Regions from separate parts of the Homo sapiens genome. Here region 2 is linked to region 1. A link is an interaction called in ENCODE POLR2A ChIA-PET data of the cell type or tissue named here. Cell type or tissue: OCI-LY7. All regions are shown on one strand. Links, peaks and the distances in the headings refer to the core of each region. The heading gives the core; the rest is flanking DNA.

Region 1 (8,175 bases), core at 2,638-5,137:
CTCTCCACCTCCCTCCATCCCTTCCAGCCAAACTGCCTGATACTGTTTGGCTCTGAGTCCCCACCCAAATCTCATCTTGAATTTTACTCCCATAATTTCCACGTGTTGTGGGAGGGACCCGATGGGAGATAATTGAATCATGGGGGTGGTTTTCCCCAAACTGTTCTCGTGGTAGTGAGTAAGTCTCACGAGATCTGATGGTTGGATAAGGGGAAACCCGTTTTGCCTGGTTCTCAATCTCTTTTTGCCTGTCCCCATCTATGTAGGATGTGGCTTGCTCCTACTTGCCTTCTGCCATAATTGTGAGGCCTCCCCAGCCAAGTGGAACTGTGAGTCCAGTTAAACCTCTTTCTTTTGTAAATTGCCCAGTCTCAGGTATGTCTTTATCAGCAGCGTGAAAACGGACTAACACACCGCCATCTTTCTGGTCTCCAGGAACGCAGCAGCCTCCCACCTGCCCTCCTTGCTGCTGCTCTCCTCTCCCTGCAATCCACCCTCCACACAGAAGGAAACCTTTTAAAACATGTAAAGCAGATGACGCTACTCCCTGCTTACAAATTTCCAGTAGCTTCCCATCACACTTAACACTTGTTTATTCATTTATTGTGTTTCCTTCACCAAGAATGTGTATTCCATCAGAGCTGATTCCTTTCTGTCTGGTTCACTCCAGTCCTCTCAGGACCTGGCCCTTAATGAGGGATTCCATAAGTATTTGTTGAATAAACAAATAAATAAACAGGGTTTGAGGAGGGCAGCAACAGCCAGGATCATGAAATAAACTATTTTGGGAACCTGTATCAATGTACAATGACATGACTGTTATTCACGTATATAATCTGATCACAACAATGTAAAAATAATGTGTGTATAGAAAGTGCCTGGAAATTAATAAAAATGTCAGCAACGTTTTCTTTAGATGGTGGGCTTATGAGTGATTTTCCTTTGTCTTTCCTCTAAAATTGTATTCTCTAGGATTAGCATGAATATGTGGCCAAGTGTGGTGGCTCACATCTGTAATCCCAGCACTTTGGGAGGCTGAGAAAGGATTGAGGCCAGGAGCTTGAGACCAGCTTGGGCATCATCCCTGTCTCTACAAAGAAAAAAAAAAGTGGCATAAATAATTTTATGATGGAGAGAACTTAATGAGCTTTCTTTCCCCCTAAGTTACTTATTGGGGTTTTCCCCAGGCTGAATTATTCCAACATCTTTTAACTATTTCATTTCCTTACTCCTTAATCATCTTCTGGGCCCTTTGCAAGAGAATCTCTCTCACTCATCACAACCCTCAACAAGTTTTCATTCATACTTTAGTCCACAATATTCTGCAGGTTTGAATATTCAAGGAAAAGAATTTTTCTTTTCATAGACGGTGTCATGGAGCAAATGTGCTCAAAAGTAATAATAAAGAACTGATTTTAGGAATATCTCCTAAAGAGAGCTGGGAAGATTCTGATGGGATATAAAAACACTGGTAATTAATTTTTAAATTAATACCTAAGAAACCCTAACGAGCCTCGCATGTTTCCTCTTTTTATAAGTGGGGTTGAATGAGTTATGTTATTCACACTCTTCAAGTGTGAATCTTAAAGTAGGCTTAATTGTGTTTAGGCCGAGTACTATGAAAGCAACATGGTACTCAAAAACTAATCTAGGGAAATTAAAGAAACATATGTAGTGCTACAAATGTGAGCATTTTTCTTAAAAAAATAAATCAGATATCGTTGCCAGGTACATGAGTATACATAGCCTTGCCCTCCATCAGGCAGTGACCCCAGTGAAGGTGGTGACATATTAATTTCAGAAATGTGTGTCTGAGAGGAGAAACACAGAACATGTTTTATGAGCAGTTCCACTCAGGGGCAGAGGTCCAAGCTGGCTTTGGGGGTGGTCTTGTGGCCACCTGGACAAGTCAGGTTTCTTGCCAGTTCTGGAACTGGCTCATTTCCAGCTATCATTAGATGAGGTTAAAATAGAAAGGGTGGGAGGAAGGGCAGGTCAAGTTGTCTGGGGAATCCAAACAGAGCAGACCCCCATGAACACCAGAGCCAATCAGATCCAGGGTAGAGTCAGAACCTATCCACCCAGCAACTTCCTTCTCATGGCCATCGGCACCTGCCATACATGAGGTCTATTGGAGACCAGCCAGCATATGCCCCATGCTGAGACAAGAAATAGCTCAACAGGCCAGAGTGGAAAATGATTAAAGTCTGAGGTGGTGCAGGCCAGCAGGGGCGAGGTTCATTTCTCACTGTTGGTCCTGCAAGTTTTACCTTATGTGAGGCATCACCCTTGGAGTGATTGTAGAGGTGGCTGCCTGATTGGTTGGAGAAGACACCTGTCTGTGAAACAGAATTGTTCTTCAGCGCTCTCATCCAGCTAATATCATCCCTGTTGTGTCAAGGCAGCCAGAAAATGTCTTGGTTATGAGTTTTGAATATGGTAACAGACACGTAGCTGGGCTAATGGAGGCGCGTGATGGTACCGCTTGTCTGAAAGTCACTTACTCTCCGCTCTGAACTTTAGGGTGTGAATTTGCCACTTATTGCCTTCTGGCTATGTTTTGCTAACTAAAACATCGACTAAAAATGTGTGGATACTTCCCATGTATATATGCATTAAGGGGTGAGAAAAGTCAAGAAGCAGTGACTGGCCAGGAAGAGGAAACAAGGGCTAATCAAGATGTGCTCATTAAACTGCAATGACATATTGTTCCACTTATCAAATTGACCAACGTAAAAATGGGCTGATGAAGTTCAGCATTGGTGAGGGTATAGGAAGTAACTGGCACCCAGGTACATTGTTGGTGCAAGTGTAAATCAGTACACCTTCTTGGCTTGCAACCTAGCAATATCTACTGAAATGTTTAAAGTTCTAATCTTTTAACTCTGTATTTCTACTTCTAACATTTAAGCCTCTAAAGCCTCAAGAATGTTCCTTGGGGCTTTGTTTAAAGACTTTAAAGTATTAAAAACGTAAAAGTAACCCAAATGAACTCTGAAGAAGAAGATTAAATAAATGCTGGTACAGCCGAAAGATGAAATACCACACACGTCTTAAGAATGGGTTAGACCTTCCTGTCCCTACTGATATGTAAAGTGAAAAACGCAAGCTCCGAACTGCATTGGTGGTATGAGTCCACATCCAAAGTAATCAACAGCAACAGTAAGAGGGTTAGTATCAGTGTGAAAAAAGAAGACGGAGAATTATGCACCAATTTTTGGCAGCATGTCCCTAGAAATGAGATTACTTACATTCTTGTAAGGTTTGGAATTTTACATAACTTTGCACCATGTCATCAGAAGAAAAAGGCAGGGCACATCTTAGTGTAGGCTGAAACACATTTCCATTCAGTGGCTATCTGGAGGGGTTATTCATGAAATTTGTAAACATGTGGGCATTCAAAGTGATATTTCATAGAGGCTCTAAGAGACAAATTTCCCACATGAATAAACAAAGGAAGGTATGGGGAAGTCTATGTGGCAAAGTTTATTTAGATCCTCGAATCAAGAGTTGCAATTGGTTACGTGTCTTTGAACAACTAATTTGTAAGCTTCCCAGAGTCCTGGTTTTCTCATCTGCAACGTGTGGTTGGGCAAGGCAACCTTCTTAAGGACTTCTCCAGTTGAAATGGGCTCAGCCTGCAAGTAAGTGGAATTTAGGTAAATGATAATCCTAGCAATGGAAGGTGCTGCTCATGTCTGCTAGGACGAGTGCCTGAGAGCTAGCGGACTTCAAAGTCAGCTAAACAGACTTTCCCAGCTTAATGTAGCTAGGTGGCCTTTTCCCCTTCAGCACTTTCTCTCCTTCATCCCAGGTGGTCTGCTTCCCCATCTCTAGTTGACTGAAGAAATTAAAGAGAAAAAGAGAGAGAGAGCAAGACTGAGATGGAGAGCGTAAAGAAAATCAAATGTATTAGGAAGAAGAAAAGATGAATGGTGTGCGAACTGGGTCAGATAGGAGGGAGGGCAGTTAAAGATGAGTTACTGGAGGTGCAAGTCACACTAACAAAACTTTGAAAAACAAACGAAGGCCTGGTGAGGCGATGACTAACACAGCTATAGATCCGGGCATTGCAGGCCGTCCCAGAGGGCCGGCTTTACAACGTGGCCATTGATCCAGCCCAGGTGTGCACAGCCTCGGCCACTCTCATTTCCCCTTCCTGCCCACAGCCTCCCCGCTGCTCAGGAAGCTGTGCAGCCCTGGCTGTGCATGTAGAACTCAACCGCAGGTCAGGGAGCCTGGGGAGCTGGGGGCTCCAGGCCCTGTTCTCACTGTAAGAGCAGCTTTTGTGTCAAAGGCAAGTTCACAGCCGCTGAGTCTTCCGAGGCATTGCAGAGCTTACGCCTTTACCGCCAGCCGGTGCTAGGCCCAGGGAGAATGATGAAGTCGTCGAGGATATTAGAACCACCATAACGTATTTCCTGGGCATTTTGTGGCCTTACCTGCAGGTAGGTATGACGATAAGCACATCAAGCAGACGGGGAGGTCAGGTGACTTGTCCAAGTCACCCAGCCAGAAGTAACAGAGCCAAGACTCAAACCCAGATCCGCTCAGTTTCTCCTGCTCTGATATTGCTGCCTTTGATTTTTGCCTTTGGATCTTTCCAGACCTATCTCCCACCCCTTGCTCCATCCCACTGAGTGTGCCCCATGGCTTTCTTGTATGCTGCGGGCCTTCCAGCCAGAAAGCTGGACCTGGCAGTGAAGGTGTGGACACACCTTAACACATGGAGGTTAAAAGCCACGACAGTCGGGAGCTCACTGAAATGGCTTATTGCTGCCTCTCCTGGGCATAACTGCAATCTGGGTGAGATCCCAGGAGACCAAGCCAACTTTAAGATGCAAAGGGACAAGTCTCTAAGGGTTTTCAGATATTGGTGGGTGAAGGATAGGGAAAGAGCCCAGAGGGGCAGGGAGGAGAGGAGCGAGGGGAGAACGAGAGGCCTTCCACAGTCTCTCAATGTATCAGAGTCAGCTGTTGCCACAGCTGTTATGAGTTGAAGTGTGGCCCCCAAAATTCACAGATTGAAGTCCTAACTCCTGTACCTCAGAATGTGACCACATTTGGAAATAGGCCTGTTGAGATCACATTGGATTAGGATGGGCCCCTAATCCGTATGACTTTATACAAAGGGGAAATTTGGACACAGACCCACATACAGAGGGAATGCCGTGTGAACATGAAGACGGCTACCTACAAGCCAAAGAGAAGGGCCTGGAGCAGATTCTCCATCACAGCCCTCAGAAGGACACCTGCTGACGCCTTGGTCTCGGGCTTCCAGCCTGCAGAGCTGCAAGAGAACACCTCTCTGTAGTTTATGTTGCTCAGATTGTGGTACTTTGTAAAGGCAGCCTTAGCAAACGAATGCAATAGCTCATTTTCAAAGCCCTTCTCAGAGAAACCTATGCCATGGACAACAGTTCTCAGGTGTGAGAGAACTGTTAGGGCAAGATTCTAGATGGCTTCAGAATGATTTCTAATTATTACACATTATAATACGGCAAAGGCAGAGTTAGTGATTTCAGCTCAAAATCACCATGGCTTTTCTGTGACATTTCCCTCACTTCTCAGGAAACCTTCCAAGAACCATCCATGGAGAGTGGTGTTGTGCATTCTGTAGGAAGTACTTGTCTTTACTGACAGATTTCAAATAAGCACACAAACAAACACCTTGGGGAGAGGATACCCAAAGCACAAGGTCCCGAACTATTAGATGATAATTAGAATGAATGCATATTGATTACACTTAACCATGTTTTAGTCTTCTATATAATTGCCAATTGGAAAATCTATGCATCTGACAAAATGATCTAATTTTTCCACTTAGCATTCTTACATTTTTGTATCATACTGGGAAAGAATGTATCTGTAGAATATGGGCTTCAAAACAAATGGAATCAAACAAAGATGTTCTTTGTTTAAGGAACATATTCTAAATTAGGGCCATGAGAACATGCACAGTTTTGTGGCAATTTTGCAAAACATGGTTTACTTTGATGACTTGATAAAACCCTGCACTCTATCTACAGACATTTCTGATTTTTCTGTAATCAGATATGCATTTTGCTGGGTGGAAGTATAAACACAAATTCCTTTCTGTATGTTTTCTCATGTCACCCAGCAGCCAGCAGGCGGTGAGAAGGACATGAGCTCACCAAAGGTGAGGCTTGTGTTTAATTTGCTTCGTGCAGCACTAACATGGTACAGTGTGTCACACACACAGATGCTGAATATTTCATTCATTCATTCAACAAATGCACACTGCCCTCCCGTTGGCTGCGTTCAGCACTCAACGGTGAGGAATCCCACCGGGTAGACAAGCAACTCCTAGGAGGAAAGGAATGCAGCGCTATCTTCCCTCTCTAGGTAGACGTAGTCTAGATATGCGAACTTTCACAGCTTCACTTAAGATTATGGGAGGCAAAACTCAACAGGTCCGTTTTCTATTTGTTCTCTGGGGACCTGGAAGGTCTGAGTTGATGACAACTGTAAACGGTCAGGTCTTGTTGGGCCTCTCCTAAAAACCTTAGCCATGGAACAGAGAGGAAAGCTGTCGTACAGACTGTCTTTTCTAGTTTACTGCTTTTGACTAAAATAATAACATTCACTCTGACATAATGACTGCACCAATTAGACTTAATTAGACTTAGGCAAAAAAACACCCCCACACACAGACACAAAACAAAAAACAAAACAAAAAAAAAACTCTGATGGAATAAATGTAGCGGTGGGAAGGGAGACTTCCCCAGGAGTCCCTGCAGTCATTATCTACCGTCTCCCAGGGGCCGGGTGACAGGCGCAGTGCAGGGCAGACGTCCACTGGGGGCATGAGTGTCACAGAGCCACGGGCCTCCCCTCCCACAACCTCCTCCCTAGATGTGTCACCTCCTTTCTTACGATGCACTCCAGCACTATCTGCTGGGGAAGGGGGTGGGTGTCCAACAGGGAGAGCTGACCAGCAGAGCTCCAGGCAGCAGGAAAGGCTGAAGCCATGTAGCATCTCACTTTGAGTGGAAGCCCCTGAGGGCAGGGCCTCTTCCACCCAGCTGTGCCGTAGCACATATACACTCAATGAAAGAAGGGCTGGATTCAATTCCAAGGATATTAAAACCCTTCTTATAACAGTCCTGGTCCTTTCTCAGGGTATCTGTATAGAAAAGGAGTTCCTCCAATACAACCCTGAGAGTGTGTATGGGAAACCTAGAGTGAGGTGTAGGGCTGTTGTCACAATTTCTTGGGGGCACTGAGTTACACATCAATAGACAAGGGCAACTTTAAAGACAAACTAAAATGGAGGTTGCATAGAAAGTAATTTTGAATAATTGTTTAAAAAATACAAATGTCACTGCAGTATGGCCAACAGACACAAGTCTTTATTCTATTTTGTTTTTTAATTGAAACTGTCAGCAAAGTTAAAAAATCCTTTTTCTCCCTGGCCACTGCCTAAAGGCTGAATGAGGCCCGCCCTGCATCCACTGCAGATGCTCACAGAGCGGCAGCCCCTCCCTGGGGATGTGATTAGCATCCCAGGGTCCTTAAAGAAAGGGAGATGTGAGGAGCTGATTAGGATTCAGATCAGCAGCCAGGCCCAGGCTGTCTGGAGCTGACATCGCCAGGTAAATAAAAGGGCATTCACTGCAGCCTGAGCATGTTCTTAGGTCCCGCGGTGGAGAAGTGCAGAGCTGCACCCACGGGAGGCACAGCCCTCCTGCGGCAAATGTCTGCAGCCCCCAGACACACGGGGATGCTTTGTGCACAAGATATTTCATTATTTCACATCACTTGGCACCCCCTCCTAACTCTAACATCCTTAGCGCTCAAGCATTGGCCAGTGTAGACCTAGCATTGGGTGGGGACTGATGACAGCCAGGGCCTGCTTCTCTGTTCCCCCATCATTTCCTGGGTGACACCCCTCTGTATGGGAACACTGTCCACTGGTCAGTAATGACCTGTATCAAACAACAGCAAAGCCATTGGCTCTGTGGCTTTAAATGAATTAACTAAATGACCTCTCAATAATGGCTAACAGTTATTGACTTCTTTTTCTGTGCCAGGGCTGTGCTTAATATTCATTATTTCACAGCAACCCTACGAGGTTGTTCCCCTCCTTGTTATACAGGTAGGAAAACTGAGACAGAGGATGTTAGTGCCAAAGGTCACACAAGGCAGCACACA
Region 2 (2,500 bases), core at 1-2,500, 530 kb before region 1:
TGCATTAAAAAACCTTTGGGTTGGCTGGGCATGGTGGCTCACGTCTGCATTCCCAGCACTTTGGGAGGCCAAGGTGGGTGGATCACCTGAGGTCACGAGTTTGAGATCAGCCTGGCCAACATGGTGAAACCCTGTCTCTACTAAAAATACAAAAATTAGCAGGGCATGGTGACGGGCACCTGTAATGCCAGTTACTCAGGAGGCTGAGGCAGGAGGATCACTTGAACCCAGGAGGCGGAGGTTGCAGTGAGCCGAGATCGTGTCATTGTACTCCAGCCTGGGTGACAAGAGCAAAACTGCGCCTCAAAAAAAAAAAAAAAAAAAAAAAAAACACGCCCTTTGGGTTGCTGAAATTAATGTGATCCTGTTGGGGCAATGGTGGTTTCCAAATCTGACCAAACATCAAAATCGATTAAGAAACTTTGCAAAAATACAGCTTCCCAGGCCCCAACCCAGCCACACTTAAGCAGAATCCCTGGTAGAGGGGGCCCAGGAAGCAGCATTTTAAAGTTTCTTCAGTGATTTAGAGGGTTAAACCAGGTTTGGGACCTCTCGAGTTACGATGTTCAACCATGTATGTATATTAGAATCATAAGGCAGGTATTGGTAGACCCAGACTCTCCAGATTACAGGTATTAATATTTTTAAAAAGCTCCACAAGTGCTCTGATGTACACCCTGGTTATAAACCATAGTCAGGGGACTGGTTTGGAAAAATAAACTATCTGGATAGGATACTTGACTTTACCATACCGATTGGTCCTCTGTCATTCAGATTGCCTGACAATTAACTTTACACTTTTCTCCTATTAAAACAGCACCTGCTTCTATCCGGGCTGTCACTGGTGGGCTGATGGTTCCCTGTGGCTTCTCAGCGGATTTCTCCAGGCAGCCAGGCTTGTGGGCTTACCATCTCTGGCCCTCTGGAAAGAGCCTGGCTTTGGAAGTTTTTGTAGTATCTTTAATGTAAAGTATACAAAATTTCATTGTTCTTTATCTGAACTAACCACACAATGCACCTTATAAAAGAAACAGTAAGACACAGAATGGAGGAAGGACTATAGAAAAGGCAATAATAGTTCATATTTCACTGATTAGAAAAAAATATTATCAGGCAGACCCATAATTAATTTGGTGAGAAAATTCCTTGCACCATTAGGCCGATTTTTTGTTTTAAAGCAGCAGTAACATCACCAAACAACTACAGAAATGAGAGTCTCGCATATAGCTGTTTGGCTTTGAGGGAAGCTGTAAGCCCAGCCCTCTAAATGCCTCTCAAAGAAATACAAATTCTTCTTTTATCTAAAATGATGGTGTGATCCAATTCCTGCTCCAGCAGCCCCAACATATCATCTGTTGGACTCTTTAAAGTTTACGGCACAGACAGAAACTGTCAGTTCCTCTCCTCTTTTATAGGACATTCACATTTGCATATTCAGCAGACAGCACAAGCCTCAAAGGCCATATTCCCCAGAATGTAATCATCCTACTTTTGAAATACCGAAGATATAATAGTACAATGAAAATATTCTTACCCCGATGAAGGCTGGCTCCAGTTGTGGCTTAGCAAGTCAAAAACTAGTAAACTTGCCTGTAACAACATCCTAAAATTCCAAAGGTTATTCTTCCCCATCCACAGTTAAAAAGCCATCTCCTACAGAACAGTGTCATATCTGTGACATGTCCAAGATTAAAGGAAGAGCCTTCTTGCTTTTAGTAATTTGTCTGGTTAGAGATTAAAGAAAAAAAAATCAATCTTGAAGCTGTCAGTTAATATTTTTAAATTAAAAAAGCCATCTTCATGCTTCATGGGAGAAATGTGTGATTTTTAAACAGAGGTAAATTCCTCTTCGTATCAAGTATCAGATAATTTTTTTGCATTTCAGCACGAGGCAAACAAACAAAAGGTTATCCACGAAGTTTCAAACGCGTCTTAGTAACATAAACTGAAGTTAGGTAGCCTTCTTTGATATTGAATTACCAAAGTATCTCGCTGAAAAAAAAATCCCCCTTGCAATTAATAAACAAGTTGTGGTATTTTAACAAAGTTCCAAAGCTAAGAATCTTCACATTCCAAATCTTTCCATTCCTGGAAGAGCTTTGGTATTTAGATGTTAATAGGATGCCTGCCTTTTTTTTTTTTTTCTTTTTTTGGCCAATCTTCAGGCTAAAGAGTCTGTGAAGCAGACTTTTTCCATCCTATGACCTCAGTTTTAGGATTTCTTTCTTGCAAAATTTAGTTATTTTGGTTGGCAGATTGCCAGAATTCATTCTTATTTTCTTTCTCCTTCTGGTACTTTCTCCCTTTACCCCCTTCTGTTTCTCTCCCTTCTTCACCTATCTTGTATTATTCTCTGAATTGAATTAAGAATTTAAAGTCCGGTTGGTGGACTGGACTACAGTCTCTATGATGTTTGGTAGGGTTGTTAGAATTAGCAAATGAAAATACAGGATGCCTAGTTAAATTTGAATTTCAGGTAAACAACAAACAAATTTTTAGC

What was found. ChIA-PET counts read pairs that join two places held together with the same protein. Peaks named below come from ENCODE experiments on the same cell type or tissue, not always from the same donor. Only the 100,000 strongest peaks of a DNase experiment are listed, where the experiment ranks them.
Region 2: POLR2A ChIA-PET joins it to region 1 with 5 read pairs; 1 of 35 experiments calls an interaction of 5 or more read pairs at or near these places.

What each region holds. Positions count from the first base shown.
Region 1 is chr2:100,231,102-100,239,276 of GRCh38, forward strand. The region is part of intron 1 of LINC01104 (long intergenic non-protein coding RNA 1104); the gene reads left to right. Among named protein-coding and RNA genes, the nearest start is that of LINC01104, 27 kb to the left of the region's middle. In OCI-LY7, for the core only: no CTCF peak of the experiment used is centred there; a DNase peak (open chromatin) is centred at 4,190; H3K4me3 peaks cover 1,376 bases; H3K27ac peaks cover 1,215 bases.
Region 2 is chr2:99,705,570-99,708,069 of GRCh38, forward strand. The region is part of intron 11 of AFF3 (ALF transcription elongation factor 3); the gene reads right to left. Among named protein-coding and RNA genes, the nearest start is that of REV1, 220 kb to the left of the region's middle. RefSeq lists a silencer at 2,464-2,500. In OCI-LY7, for the core only: no CTCF peak of the experiment used is centred there; a DNase peak (open chromatin) is centred at 1,412; H3K4me3 peaks cover 1,738 bases; H3K27ac peaks cover 1,721 bases.